Regions from separate parts of the Homo sapiens genome. Here region 2 is linked to region 1. Evidence: chromatin contacts called from ENCODE Hi-C or POLR2A ChIA-PET data. All regions are on one chromosome and are shown on one strand. The core of a region is the stretch at or near the end of the contact, and the rest is flanking DNA. Distances in the headings are between cores, read along the strand shown. Region 1 holds the start of SMIM12 (small integral membrane protein 12). Region 2 holds the start of LITATS1 (lncRNA induced by TGF-beta and antagonizes TGF-beta signaling 1).

Evidence for each region. A loop is a pair of places that touch in the nucleus more often than their neighbours do. ChIA-PET counts read pairs that join two places held with the same protein, here RNA polymerase II (POLR2A). Pooled maps may share reads with other maps.
Region 2: a loop to region 1 is called in a map of ascending aorta, with 4 times the contacts of the local background. The contact joins the promoter of LITATS1 here to the promoter of SMIM12 in region 1. A Hi-C loop is called at or near these places in 1 of 168 maps with a recorded cell type or tissue (ascending aorta) and 13 of 50 pooled maps. POLR2A ChIA-PET finds 5 or more read pairs at or near these places in 1 of 52 experiments (activated CD8-positive, alpha-beta memory T cell).

What each region holds. Positions count from the first base shown.
Region 1 is chr1:34,857,289-34,864,260 of GRCh38, forward strand. SMIM12 (small integral membrane protein 12) reads right to left here and starts at 2,461. Exons shown (of 2, transcript NM_138428.6): 1 at 2,389-2,461. RefSeq lists a silencer at 2,283-2,412.
Region 2 is chr1:37,470,325-37,477,296 of GRCh38, forward strand. It overlaps LITATS1 (lncRNA induced by TGF-beta and antagonizes TGF-beta signaling 1), which reads right to left and starts at 4,119. Exons shown (of 3, transcript NR_038842.1): 1 at 3,820-4,119. It overlaps ZC3H12A (zinc finger CCCH-type containing 12A), which reads left to right and starts at 4,256. Exons shown (of 6, transcript NM_025079.3): 1 at 4,256-4,305; 2 at 5,135-5,615. The coding sequence starts at 5,173. RefSeq lists silencers at 3,431-3,530, 3,991-4,450 and enhancers at 5,101-5,200, 6,911-6,972.

The DNA of each region.
Region 1 (6,972 bases), core at 1,211-3,710:
AGGGCCTCCTGAATTGAAGTAGGGCAATACCAAAGTAATGTAAAAACACACAAATTGGATCACTCTAATGGCCAATTCCATCTCAAATGATTATTACCATTATCAATTATCAAAGATCATTCACAGTTATAATAACACAGCTACCATTTATTGAGCACTTACATGCCAGGCCTTGGGCTAGGTGCTTCATATACACTCACTCTCTTAATCCTCATGTCCACCACGTGAGGTAGATACATAACCCACTATCAGAGGGTTAAGAGACTTGCCCAAAAGTATCCACTAAAAGATCTTTCTGTTTATGCCCCTGTAGGTATTTCTCCAACACTACTATCTCTGATCTAAAGTGAACAATCGAAACCTCACCAAGGATAAGATGATTCTCCCCCTCTCTCTTTGGTTCCAATTCTCTTTGAAGGAATCCCAATGTTCTCTAGACGTAACACTATAAGGCAGCGGTCCCCAATCTATATTTGGCACCAGGGACCAGTTTCGTGGAAGACAATTTTTCCACAGATGGGGGTTGGAGAGGGATGGTTTCGGGATGAAACTGTTCCAGCTCAGATCATCAGGCATTAGATTCTCATAAGGGGCACACAACGTAGATCCCTCACATGCGCAGTTCACAATAGAGTTTGCACTCCTGTGAGAATCTAATGCCGCTGCTGATCTATCAGAAGGTGGAGCTCAGGCGGTAATGCTTGCCAGCTTGCCCACCGCTCACCTCCTGCTGTGCAGCCCAGTTTCTAATGGGCTGAAGACCACCACTGGTCTGTGGCCCAGGGGGTTAAGGACCCCTGCAATAAGGCAGCATCATGAAATTTAAAAAAAAAAAAAAAATTGCAGCATCTCCAAGACTCCCCCGCTTATTGTCTCAGCACCAGGCACTATGATGACAATTTACACACTAATCATCATTTGATCCTCATAACACCTCTATGATGTAGGAATTATTAGCCCAGACTCTTGTGAAGGCCACAAAGGCTCACAGACATTATGTTAACTTATCCAAGATCACTAGAAGTGATAGAGCCACTGATTTTGAACCCAGGCCTCTCCAATTTCAAAGCCTACACTCTTTCTAGTGGGAAGAACACACTGCAGAGGTATACGGTTTCTGTCCAAACCCTGGACTTAGGGAGAGCTTCCTACAGTTTTTTCCCATCAGCCTGGCATTTCATTACCTAGAAGAGCTTTCCTTTTCCCAAACTCTGAGATTGTACTCAGGGATTTATGAAATTCAGAGACATAGTAATAGTTAAAAGAGGCACCTCTGAAGAATCCCAAACCTAATACTTCTCCATTTTACTTCCACCTTTAAAGCAAGTCCTCTGTATAAGTAAATGCTTCCCTAAATAGCAACTGTCCGTTCAGATTTCCAAACCTGTCTTAAAACATATCGCGCATGAGTTCACAACTATCTCTCACATGCAGCATAAAGTCTCTCGCTACCGTCCTGCTCACATTCTAATCATTCCCAAATAAGTCAATTCATTCCTTTATTCGACACTTATAACCACTTACTCTGTGTCAGGCACGATGCTGGCTTACCCTGTCTGCGTTTCTCAAGACACTTTAAGCTCCAAAAGGCTAAGAACCGTGTCTGTCTGGCCCAATTATGCCCTATCCATCCAGGCACCTCTCCTACCCTGCCTGGCAGAGTGCCCAAAAAAGGTCTGCTGAACGAATGAATGACAGCCCAAACTCCCTAGTGTAAAATCACAACATCCTCCACCCACTCTCCCCCAAAAGGTGGCAGGAGCATAACAGATGCCTTTGCTGATTACAAAAACCTAAAGACTCCATCATAGTCGTCCCCAGGCAGGGTATCACAATGAAAGAGGCAAAAGTGTCTGAAAAACACTGTGACGCATATTTCCAGCCCGGCATGGAGGACGTCTGCCAAAAGCATCCGGTAAAGGTCAACTGGGCTGCTGGGAAACCTGCCCCAGTGCGAGGGCCCGGAGGCCCAACGAGGCCAGAAGCCGTAGTCCCAAATTCAAGAACTACTAACAAGGACACAGGAGGCCTGAGAAGGCGGAAGAATTAGCCCTGACAGTCACTAGAGCGCAGTCCAGGAATGGGAGCGCAAGTAAGGCGAAGGTCCATCCAAATGGCTACCCTTCTCCCTTCTGTGAGTCTCCCGGTCCCCTGTCCCTAGCCCACCTCATTCATGGCCTCATCAACGTCCGTCCTCATTGAGGTGCCGAGAAGCCCTGTCTGCGGAGGGCTACCTGGGCTCCCAGACTTGGCACCAGAACACCCGCCAGAGAGGGGAGCTGGCAGATCTGGCCGGGACCGGGGTGGACCCTAGCGATCACTCCTCCCGTAACTCAGAGGTTACTGGCCTGGGCTGACCCGACCTGCTCGCCGGGACCGCGCGCTCACCTGCGGCCCAGCCCACACTCCCCAGTGCGGCCCCCGCTCTCCGCCCGCTCGCCGGGAGCACGGAAGTCGCCGCACCCAGCGGCCCGCGGGACCTTGCCCTGTGACCCTGCCCACTGGCCGCCGGCTCTCTCGGAGCGCAGGGATTGGCTGAACTTCAGCCAAAGGACGGAAGGAAGCTAGGCGTCCGCAACTGGGCCCCACTGCGCTGAAATGGACGTCGCGCCCTCTGTTGGCCGGGAGGTTTCTCAGTGATGTCGCCACGTGTTTTCTGCGTGGAAAAAGTGAAAGATCATCCAGTCATTTTTTTCAACTGATGTTTATTAGGCGTCTTCTAAGACCTAGGTCTGGGCACGCAAAAACAAAAGACATGATCCCTGACCTCAAGAAGCTCTTCTTAGAAGAGTATATTTTAGTGCTTTAAGACCTCTTGGGATCCGGGCTAGCTTTCTAGTGACCTTGGGAACATTATTAACCTGTCTGAGCCTCCCTTCCCCTTCTGTGTAGAGGTAATAACACCCATTTCGCAAGGATGGTGTGAGGGTTGGAAGAGATAATATTTGTAAAGTACTGTGGCAGGCACACAGCCAGCAGGGAAATAAATGTGGCTATTGTTAGTGTAAAAATAATTCAAATATAGTAAAACCTAAGTCTTACATGACCTCTTGGGTACAAGTATTCACTTCCTCCTCTGTGTCCCCACTGTACCCTATACAGACATCAATTTTATCATATACAGAAAAGTCCCAAAGCTCAAGCTTGTTAATGCTCCCACAAGGCCCTTCCCACCCTCATCCCACTAATCTCAGCCTGCATATTTATTTTGCTCGCACATACTAAACCCGGCAGACCACACTGTTTCACACCTCAGTGCCTTATTGATGCTTTTTCATCTACCTTCCCACCTTTTTTGTTGTTGTTGTTCAATTTCACTCTTGTTGCCTGGGCTGGAGTGCAATGGCGTGATCTCGGCTCACCGCAACCTCCGCCTCCCAGGTTCAAGTGATTCCCCTGCCTCAGCCTCCTGAGTAGCTGGGATCACAGGCATGCACCACCACGCCCGGCTAATTTTGTATTTTTAATAGAGAAGGGGTTTCTCCATGTTGGGGAAGCTGGTCTCGAACTCCCGACCTCAGGTGATCTGCCCGCATCGGCCTCCCAAAGTGCTGGGATTACAGGCGTGAGCCACTGCGCCTGGCCGCTTTTTTTTTTTTTTTTAACAGGACTCTCGCTCTGTTGCCCAGGCTAGAGTGCAGTGGCACAATCATAGCTCACTGCAGCCTCAACCTCCTGGGCTCAAGTGATCCTCCCACTTCAGCCTTCCGAGTAGCTGGGACCACAGATGCACACCACCAGGCCTGGCTAATTTTTGTACTTTTTGTAGAGACTGGGTTTCACCATGTTGCTAGGGCTGGTCTCGAACTCCTGAGCTCAAGCAATCCGCCCGCCTCAGCCTCCCAAAGTGCTGGGATTACAGGCATGAGCCACCGTGCCTGGCCATGTAGTGCCCTTCCCACCTTTCTTTACTATGCCAGATTGTGCTCTGGCACAATTTTCAAGCTTAAGGGTCACCTCCAGAGGAAGCCTCATACATAGACTGCTTATCACATTAGACACCCTTCCTCTATTATCTCAAACAGCTCAAAGCTAAGCTCTGGCAGTGAAGATGGAGAAAAGGGAACAGTATTGTAGGGGCCAAGGTTCACTGAAAATCAACTGACAAAAGGCAGATTAATAGGAGAAAAGACATACAAAATTTTATTTTAACGTGCATAGCACGGGGCGGGGAGGCGAGGGGGTGGGAAGGGAAGGGTCACAGGAGAATGATTACCCAATAACCCAATGGGGTACAGAAGCGTATACACTCTTTTTCATAGGGGAAGGGGAGAGATGGAGAATATAGACAATTCTTCTGAGGGCAGCAAGTGATTCTTAGGGCGAAAAAATGGACAGAAATTAACTTGTAAATGATTCTCTTTAGAATTTGAATGAGCCCGAGAAACAGGCATCATCTTGTGAAAAATCCATCCAGGCGTAGTTGCCTTCCTCAGTCTTCTTTTCTGAGCTAGATGAGATTTCGGAGAGGGGAGGAAGGCAATTTTGTTTCTTTTGGAAAGACGTTTTCTCGATCAGATTAGGAAATTCTAGAGAGAGTGCCTCCCTATACTTGGGAGAGAAGGTTAGAGGGACCTTGATTCTGAGGCAGCTTCGAAGGCCTCTCAGCATGTCAAAGCGCCAGTCTTTGGGGTATCGCTTTCTGAGCCCCAACAGTACAAATAAATATTTAGGAGACCGTTGTTAGCAGAACCTGCTCACTAACTGAATATGTGGAGAGGAGAAGGGAACAGAACTGTCCAGAGTAACTGGCATTTGGTCAGCCAATCATGTGCTAGGCAATGGGGATGCAAAAATGACTGGGACCAACCTGCCTCCAGAGTTCTCTGACTAAAGAAACAGATGGGTCTACAAAATGTCAATAGAATGTAAGAAATGTGATGACAGAAGTATACACACGCAGCACAGAGGAGGATCTTCAGCCCAGCCAGGAAGATTCAGGGAAGGCTCCCTAGAGGAACCAAGCCTTGAGCTGAGTCTTGAGTCATGGCTAGCAGTTCCCTCAAGCAGAATTGCTGAGGGGCTCAGGAGCATAGACTGAGAAATCAGATAGCCATGGGTTCAAATCCTGACTCTTGTCTGCTTATCTCAGAAAAGCTATTTACACTCTTTGTTTTTAAAAAAAGACAATAATAGTACCCACTCCTAGGGTTGCTATGAGTATTAAATCACCTAAATGTGTATAAAGTGCTTGGCATAGTAGTTTGCACCTTCTCAGTGCTCAGTAAATGGTTATTGACATGTTAAGTATTTCCCAACTGTATTGCTCCTTCTGTAATGTCCTATGTCCATTCGTGGCATTACTCATTCATTAAGCCAGAAATCTGAGTGACACCTTCAAGGCGTCCCATCTTTACATTATTCTCCAGATCCAGCTTACTGCACTTATGCCTCCTAAATGTCTCTCAAAGTCAACATCATTATCTCTTACCTGGACCACTTTAGCAGCTCCCTGAATGGTCTCCCTGCTGTCTTGTTGCCCCATCCAGTCCATTTCCTTTCTTTTGGCCGTAGTTTCATCTTTCAAATAAAACTATGAGGTTTCCATCTTAGCCTCCCACCCCCAACTCTATGGGTCCCTTCTGGCCGTATCTCCTCCACGCCCTCCACAGCCACCATAACCTGTCACCCTCTCCAGCCTATGCTTTCATTCCCAACACACATGTGCTTCCATGGCTTTGCCCAGGTTGGTCCCTTGGCCAGAAATGAATTTCTCCCTTCTCTTCCTTGACTACAAAATGCTAATTCATCCTGCAAGATCCAACTCACAAGGCAGAAGGCTTTCCCAGACTGCCTGTGCTATGGTTGTACCCTCCAAAACTTACACTGAAATTTGTCATTGTATTAAGAGGTGGGACCTTTAAGAGGTTATTAGGCCATGAGGGCTGCACTCTCATGGGTGGATTGACACCCTTATAAAAGGGCAAGTTCAACTCCCTCTTGCCCTCTCTTGCCCTCTCACCTGCCATGGGATGACACAGCAAGAAGGCCCTCACAAGTTGCCAGCCCCTTGACACTGAATTCCCCAGCACCCAGAACTGTGAGCCAATAAATACCTGTTCATTATAAGTTATCCAGTCTGTGGTATTGTTATAGCAGCACAAAATGGACTAAAACACCCTGGTTGCTAGAGGCTCTCTCCTCTCAATCCCTTGGCCCCTCTGGGAGAACAGGTTTCCCTTTGCACCATAACTTTCTGTTTATATGCTGGCCATGGCCAGACTGTAAGCAACTCAAGCAAAAGGACTGGACCTAATCTTTCACTATCTATGGGGCTCAGCATAACTACCTAGGCCACAAGAACCAAAGGAGACTCATCCACACCAGACATGGAAAACTCTATGAATAAAGTCATAGACCCATAAAATGCTGTATAAATGTAAAGGTTAAACTCAGACTCAGCCACTTCCTGGCTTCATGGTTTGAGGTAAGCTGTTTAAACCTCTCCAAGCCCATTTCCTCATCTGTAAATGGGGGTGAAAACAATATCTGTTTTACAGCATTGCTCTGAGTTCAAACCTCACCCATGCCCCCAATTTTAGAGATGATAAAACAACCTCAGAGAGGTAAACTGACCCAGCCCTTCTACTGGAGACCTTTGGACAGTCATCCAATTTAAGTCTTCCCAAAGCTGGCTGCTCAGAATCTTGTGAAGCACTTGTTAAAACCTTATTCGAGGGCAGAGTCTATTCACTAAGTCTTGGACCAGGCCCAGGAGTCTGTATGGGATCACCTCCAAACGGACTGCTTTTGGGAATTCAGATCACATTAGAGTTCTCCTCACCTTCCAGGCTCATGTGTGTACGTGGACCATCTCTTGCTTTTCCAAAGTTGTCTACCAAACCAGTCTATAAAACGTTCATGCCACTCCTCTGTTCAAAACCCTTCTATGGCTCCCTACAGCCCACAAGACCCAGGCCACCTGCCTCAATGAGACCCAAACACTGATATAATCAAGTCTCTGTGCTCCCA
Region 2 (6,972 bases), core at 2,869-5,368, 2.6 Mb after region 1:
AGGAGTTCAAGACCAGCTTGGGCAACATAGCGAGATCCCCATCTCTACAAAAAAAATTTTTTTAATTTGCCAGGCGTGGTGGTGCACAACTGTAGTCCTAGCTACTCAGGAGGCTGAAGCAGGAGGATCGTTTAAGCCCAGGAGTTCAAGGTTACAGTGAGCTATGATCACGGCACTGCACTCAAGCCTGGGCGACAGAGCAAGACCCTGGCTCTGAAAACAAAAAAATTATTTATATCAGTATAAATATTTATTTTATACTTTAGGTTATAATTCAATATTATCCTATTATTTATTCCCTTGCTCAGTTGCTCCAGCTTTGGCCATAGGGAGCTCTTCTGGCTCCTGGATCCCTTTGACGCACTCCCATCCTTTTGTGTTTTGAGCGCTTCCTAAATCCCTGGCACCACAGCACACTGCCGGCTCATCCTTTCCCTGTCCCAGCCCTAAAATCAGCCATCTCTCCAAGGAAATAATGTATTTTTAATACAAGTTCTCCAATTATCTTGTCAATAGTCCAAATATATTGCACCGCATTTGAATGCATGATTTAAAAAAAAAAGAGTTAATTTGTTCAGTTACCGTTTAAAACATACATTGATTTTTGTAGCCCTGCTGTGACATGTCTTTTTGAAATATACCAGGAGTCTGGCCGGGAGCAGTGGCTCATGCCTGTAATCCCAGCACTTTGGGAGGCCAAGGCGGGCGGATCACGAGGTCAAGAGATCGAGACCATCCTGGCTAACACGGTGAAACCCCGTTTCTACTAAAAACACAAAAAAATTATCCAGGTGTGTTGGCAGGCACCTGTAGTCCCAGCTACTGGTAGTCCCAGCTACTCGGGAGGCTGAGGCAGGAGAATGGCATGAACCTGGGAGGCGGAGCTTGCAGTGAGCTGAGATCGCGCCACTGCACTCCAGCCTGGGCGACAGAGCCAGACTCCATCTCGAAAATAAAAAATAAAAAGAAATATACCAGGAGTCTCAAACATGGGAGGGATCTGGTCCTTTCTTCACTTCTAGGAGGCCTTGTTGAATTTAAACATCACCTCAGCAGCCACTCCCTTAAGGCTTGAGGGCAGCCTGCCCAGCCTTTCTACAGAGGTAGCCCAGTTCCCGGGTCCTCCCCAGGCTGAGCTGCCCAGTGAAGCAACTGAAAGCCAAGGTCATTCCTGGGACCTTTCCCTCTCCAACCTCATCTCCCAACCCCCCACCACCCTCAGGCAGTGACCAGTCCACAAGCTTTGCAGACCCCACCTACGCTGGCTGGGCACAGGCAGATAGATGGTGGGAGGCCAGGCAGGCTCCAAGAAGGAAATTAGCCAGCCCAGCTGCCAAGACAGGCATACGAGAGGCAGAGGGGTTTGTGTGGGCTCGGCTTCAGAGAACTCCTGGGGATTAGGGCCAAAGTTTGCAAAATCCAGCTGTAAACGGAGCAGGGGTTCCCCAAAGAAGCCGTGGGTTCTGTAGAGGAGAGTCGGCTTCTTGGGAAGTAGCATGAGCCGGAAGACAGCGAGACTGTGGCTCTCTCTGGGAGGGCAGGGAGCAGCATGACTCATCGCCTAGTCCTGCTGGCTCCTACTGGCACAGGGCTGGGCAGCAGAGGGTCTGGGAGCAGGAGCAGAGTCTGGTCTTGTTGCAGCTCCAGAGGAGGTCTCAGGCTGGCAAAGACAATCTAACACGTTGGGACATAGGCAGGGTGTTGTGGGGACACTTAGGAGGGTACAACCAGCATCAAAGGAGTCTTGGCTGGCCTCACAGAGGAGGTGACATCATCCAAAAGATGAATGGAACTGGCTAGGAAGCAGCTGGGTGGGAGAGAGGGAAGGGCACTCCAAGCCAAGGAAGAAGCAGAGCAGAGGCCCGAAAGTGTCTGCAAGGCGCTAGCTGGTGCCTGCCACCCAGTGAGCACTCTATAAATGGGAGGCATTATCTCTATGATTGATTAGTATTGTCATTATCATTATTAACCTGGACACATCACTTAATGTTTTTACTATCTTAAAGGTAGTTGCTATAGCGAATAAATGCTTAACATAACTGAGCTCTTCTCATCTGTAAAAGGGACTGTTGTGAGGTTAGGGGTGCCGCCGGCACCGCACTCAGCTGGAGTGACAGCAAGCATGTGAGGTGCCCAGCATGGGATGTGAGCTGGCATGCAGCAGGGGGCCTTGTGTTTCCTCTCTCCTTGGGTTGCCAAGCCCCTGGAGCTGCTGTGCCTGGGGAGCAGAGAAGGGGACACTTTGGGGTCTTCAAAGATGACCAGGCAACAAAGCAGGAACACCGCTAGGTAAGAGCAAGCAAGCCCAGAGGAACAGCCTCAGGGTCCAGATAGAGACGTACACGCCTGCCTCCCTGGGGTCTTTGGTGGCCTCCCGAACAAGCAGGTGTGGATGGGGAGATGGACTGCCTTGGAGAGAGCTACATGAGTTCCAGCTCCACCAGCCCCCAGAGCCTGAGCAGGTGACTTCACCTTTCTGAATCTCTGAACATCCATTTCCTCCACTGTACAATTTCATTAAGATACATACAAGAATATCCAAAGCACAGTCTTTGTAATAGAAAAAAAATCCTAGAAACAACATCCAACAGCAGGTGACTGAATAAGTAACCAGTGGTATATTCATAAAATGGGACACTATTCAGTAGTAAAATAAATTACAGGTATGCAGGCAATCAAAATGGATTTTTAAAAATATAATGCTGTATGAAAAAGGAAGTCACATAATTATGGAATGACTCCGTTTACACAAAGTAAAAAATAGCAAAACTATACAATATCCCACTTAGGGATGCATACAGAGGTGGTAAAACTACAAGAAAAAGCAAGAGAATGACTAGCACAATTAAAGTTCAGGAAACTAGTTCTTCAGGATGTGGGCAGGAGGCTGTGATGGGGGCACCCAGAGGGCCTCAAGGTACTGGCACTGGTCTATTTTTTAAGTTAGGTGATGGATACATGGCTTTTTTATTATTACTATTATTCTTTAAGCTGTACATGTACAGTTGTGTCTATGGTGTCTTTTACAATAAACAAGTATTTATTATAACACTAGCACTTATAGGATACATGCCTATGATGAGGTAGAGAGAATGTAACAAAGGACTGGCACATAGTAAGCACTGGTGGCATGTGGCTCTGTCCTCCAGCGTGTGGGCTCTGTGTTTTCTCTCTCTCTCTCTCACTCACACACACGCACGCACACACACACACACACATAGGAAGCCAGGCTCCCCTCTGCCCTCAGTCACTCGTGGTTCACAAAAATGGCAAATAATAGGAGCACTAGAATAGGAGCTCTCCATCCTGGTTCGAGTCTTTCCAGCTGGGGCAGTTTAGCCTTTGCAGAATTTCTCAAGGGTAACATCAGCATAATGACCTCTGTCTGTAAGCCCGTGAGTGTAAGCCTGTAAAGTGCTGTGCTCATGCGAGGGATCAGGTCTGACCTGGGAAACTAAAAGCATCTTCATGGAGCAAGGGTGCTCCTCCAGTGGGGGCGCTCAGTGAGTTCTGCGGTATGGGTGACAGTATTCTTGTGTGGACAGTATTCATGTGGTGATTGGGGTAAATGGCCCTCTTTTGCCTGGTTTTCTGCCTCGGTCATTGTGCATCTGCTGACTGAACCTGCCTTTTGGTCCTAGTAAAGTACAGATTTCAGGAAAAGTGTACCTGGCCCCGGGGGTGGCCAACCTCTGTGTGACGGCTTTAAGCACAGTGTGTCTTGAGGGGGCCTGACTCCATCTGAAAAGTGCCTGTCTGGATGTACCTGTCTATAACCATGGACCTGCCTCCAAGGTGCGTGGACCAACCTCCGCGTACCTGATTCACTCGATGCGCACCTGGCCGTACGTAGCTTCATCAGGCAGGGTGTACCTGTCAAGTTCTTAGGTCCGAGTGTTCGCGGCTTTACCTGTCCTGGTACCGCCGTCCGCACCTCGGTCAGTGCGTCCCCGGCAGGTGCGTGTACCTGATTCAGTCCGTGCTTATCTTGCGCATACGGGCCGTTCAGTGTCCCGCTCGGAGCTCGTCGCCGCCGCAGCCTTGAGGCTCCGACCCCCGCTTGGGCCCCGTCCGGCGCGCAGCGGCCGCGGGGGCGGGGCCGCGACGCGAGGAGCGGAGCAGGAAGGGGCGAGGCAGCCCCGCCCCCGGGGCGGTCTCCCGGGACGGCCCCGCCCCTTGCCCGCTTCCGCGTCAGTGCCTCACCACCACCTGCCCGCGCGCCGCCCCATATAAAGGCGCCGCCGTCCTTACCCCCAGGACTCGGCCCCATGGAGACGCCGCCGGCCGCCGCTGGCGCATGGCGGGGTGAGGCGCGGCGGGGAGGGTGCGGGCCTCGGCGGGGAAGCGGCAGGGAGCGCTCCGGCGGGGTCCGAGCCGAGCCGAGGGGAGGGGACGGGAGGGGACGGGAGGGGTGGAGAGGGGAGGGGACGGAAGGGTCGGGGTCCTGTTCCCCGGCCCGCCGGGCCTCAGGACCCCTCCAACTTTGCCCAAGTTGGGAGAGCCGGGGAAGAGCACCAGGTTCCTGATCGGGATCGCGGGCCGAGCAAGCGCGGGTCTCGGGCCGGGACAGCCTCGGCGTCACCAGCTCCCGGCAGCCAACCAAAGTTTTCCAGCAACTTTTCTCCCCACGGGTCACCCCAGAAACTTGCCCTCCCCGGCTCCGGGAGTCCGGCCATGGGCCTTGCGCTGCCTGGGCCTGAGCTCTGAGTGCCGGACGGGTGGGCGAAAGTGGTGGCCTCAGTGGGGAAGCCTTGGGCCCCGCAACGCACTTCCAGCCCCAGGATTCCATCTGAGAGCCCCGTCCCTGCCTTCTGGGTCCCCTGGGTTGGCGTGGGGGTTCGAGGCTTTACAGCTGGGGTAGTTCCAGTCTTAGTTCAGACTAAGTTCCGATCTTCGAGCCACCAGCTAACAGCTGGATGACCTTGAGCACGTTTTTAATGTCTGTGCCTCAGTTTCTCCCTTTATAGAATGGGAATGGGAATGCCTAGCTGGGAGAGCTTTTGAGAGGACAACCTGAACTAATAACACGATGCAGTGTGTAGTGCCACCAATCCCTCATCCTGCTGGATGTGGTTTTGGGAGGGAGGTTAGGAGAGAGCGCTATTCACCGTCCCTAACCCTGTTGGTTGTTCAGTAGGAGCTGTGGCGCGGGGCCTTCCAGGAGTCTGAGCTATGAGTGGCCCCTGTGGAGAGAAGCCTGTCCTGGAAGCCAGCCCCACCATGAGTCTGTGGGAATTTGAGGACAGCCACAGCCGTCAGGGCACCCCAAGGCCGGGTCAAGAGCTGGCCGCTGAGGAGGCCTCGGCCCTGGAACTGCAGATGAAGGTGGACTTCTTCCGGAAGCTGGGCTATTCATCCACGGAGATCCACAGCGTCCTGCAGAAGCTGGGCGTCCAGGCAGACACCAACACGGTGCTGGGTGAGCTGGTGAAACACGGGACAGCCACCGAGCGGGAGCGCCAGACCTCACCGGACCCCTGCCCTCAGCTCCCTCTAGTCCCGCGGGGTGGTGGCACCCCTAAGGCTCCCAACCTGGAGCCTCCACTCCCAGAAGAGGAAAAGGAGGGCAGCGACCTGAGACCAGTGGTCATCGATGGGAGCAACGTGGCCATGAGGTAAGTGTCACTTCTGTGGCCAGGACACATGAGGTTCGCATCTCTCCTGTGGCCAGGACACATGGAAGGATGACTGTCTCTGCAGCTCTGGTGGGCTGGAAGAAGTGACTTCCTTCTTAGGGACTGGTCTAGAGGGAGGGAAAGCCTTTTATGAGGCTAGGGTCGCGCTACTGGTAAGTGACAGAGGCAGGGTTCCAGCCCAGGTCCCTCTGTCCGCAGAGCTTACCTTATGCTGTGGGTCCCTCCCTGAGGCCAGCACTGTGTCTCCACTCCTCTCCTGTAATGTGAGGCAGGGCTGTAAAGGGGACCAGCCCGTGGGCAGCTGCTCACTCACCCCTCGGAACCTGATCTCAGGTGGGTGTTGTGAGGAGGGAGTGTGCGGATCCCGGAGAGGAGCAAGCGTTCAGGAACCATAGTAGTGGTAGTAGGCAGTGGTAGTAGCAGTTGTTGTTGTTATTTCAGGGGCTGGGCTTCTGAGGCCTTCTTGTCTCAGACCTGGGCTCCCACGAAAACAGGTCCAGTGACTGTGTCCAAGAGTGACCTCAAGGCTGGGTCCAGCTTTACATGGGTTGTGGGCAGGTGGCCTGATGCTCTGGCCTCAGGCGAGCTGCAACTTGGATCCCTACTGACTCAGCTGAAGCAGCCTGGGCTGGACCAGTCTCTGGAGGTTCCCCGGGGCCAGAGCCAGGACTCAGCCCCCAGTGACTCCCACCCCCATCCCCCAGCACAGGAATGGGGTGGGGAGGTAGGGGCAGAGAGGGAAGCCAGGGCTGCTGCTGACCTTGGGAAACCCAGACTTCTCCCGTCAATCCAGGCTCCACCCTCTGGCCCCACTTTTTTCCCAGTTCCCTCCAAGGCAGGCTGATGAGTCAGTGCTGGGTGGATGGCTCACAGGGAAAAGTTCCTGTTGGCATGGACGGGGAGACCCCAGACACAGGGTTGAGAAGGGATGATTTTCTGGCTGCCCTGAGGGAGCTCCTAGGTGGGCTGCCCAAGGCTGGCATGACATCAGCCTCTGCCCTCCCTAATTTGTGGCCCCTGTGGGACAAGTTCACTGTCCAGCTGGCCCTGGCCCAGCTCAGCAGGCATGCAGCTGAGTGCTCTTCCCTCCTTCTGTCACCTTCAGGCCAGTCTTCCTCTCTCTGACTTGGGCTGAGCCTGGATGGGAGGCTGAGAAAATCCAGTTTCCATGCCAAGAGGCAGCAGGTCACAGCCCATGCTTCGAGATTAGAAGGGGTCCCTCTCAGTGTCCAGCCTCATGTAGCTGGGCTAGGAGCTAGGTTGGATCTGTGTGACTCCTTCCTCTGGAGGTATGGGCCAGGAGCGGCTGAGCCCTGGGAGCAGCCATATGCAGTAT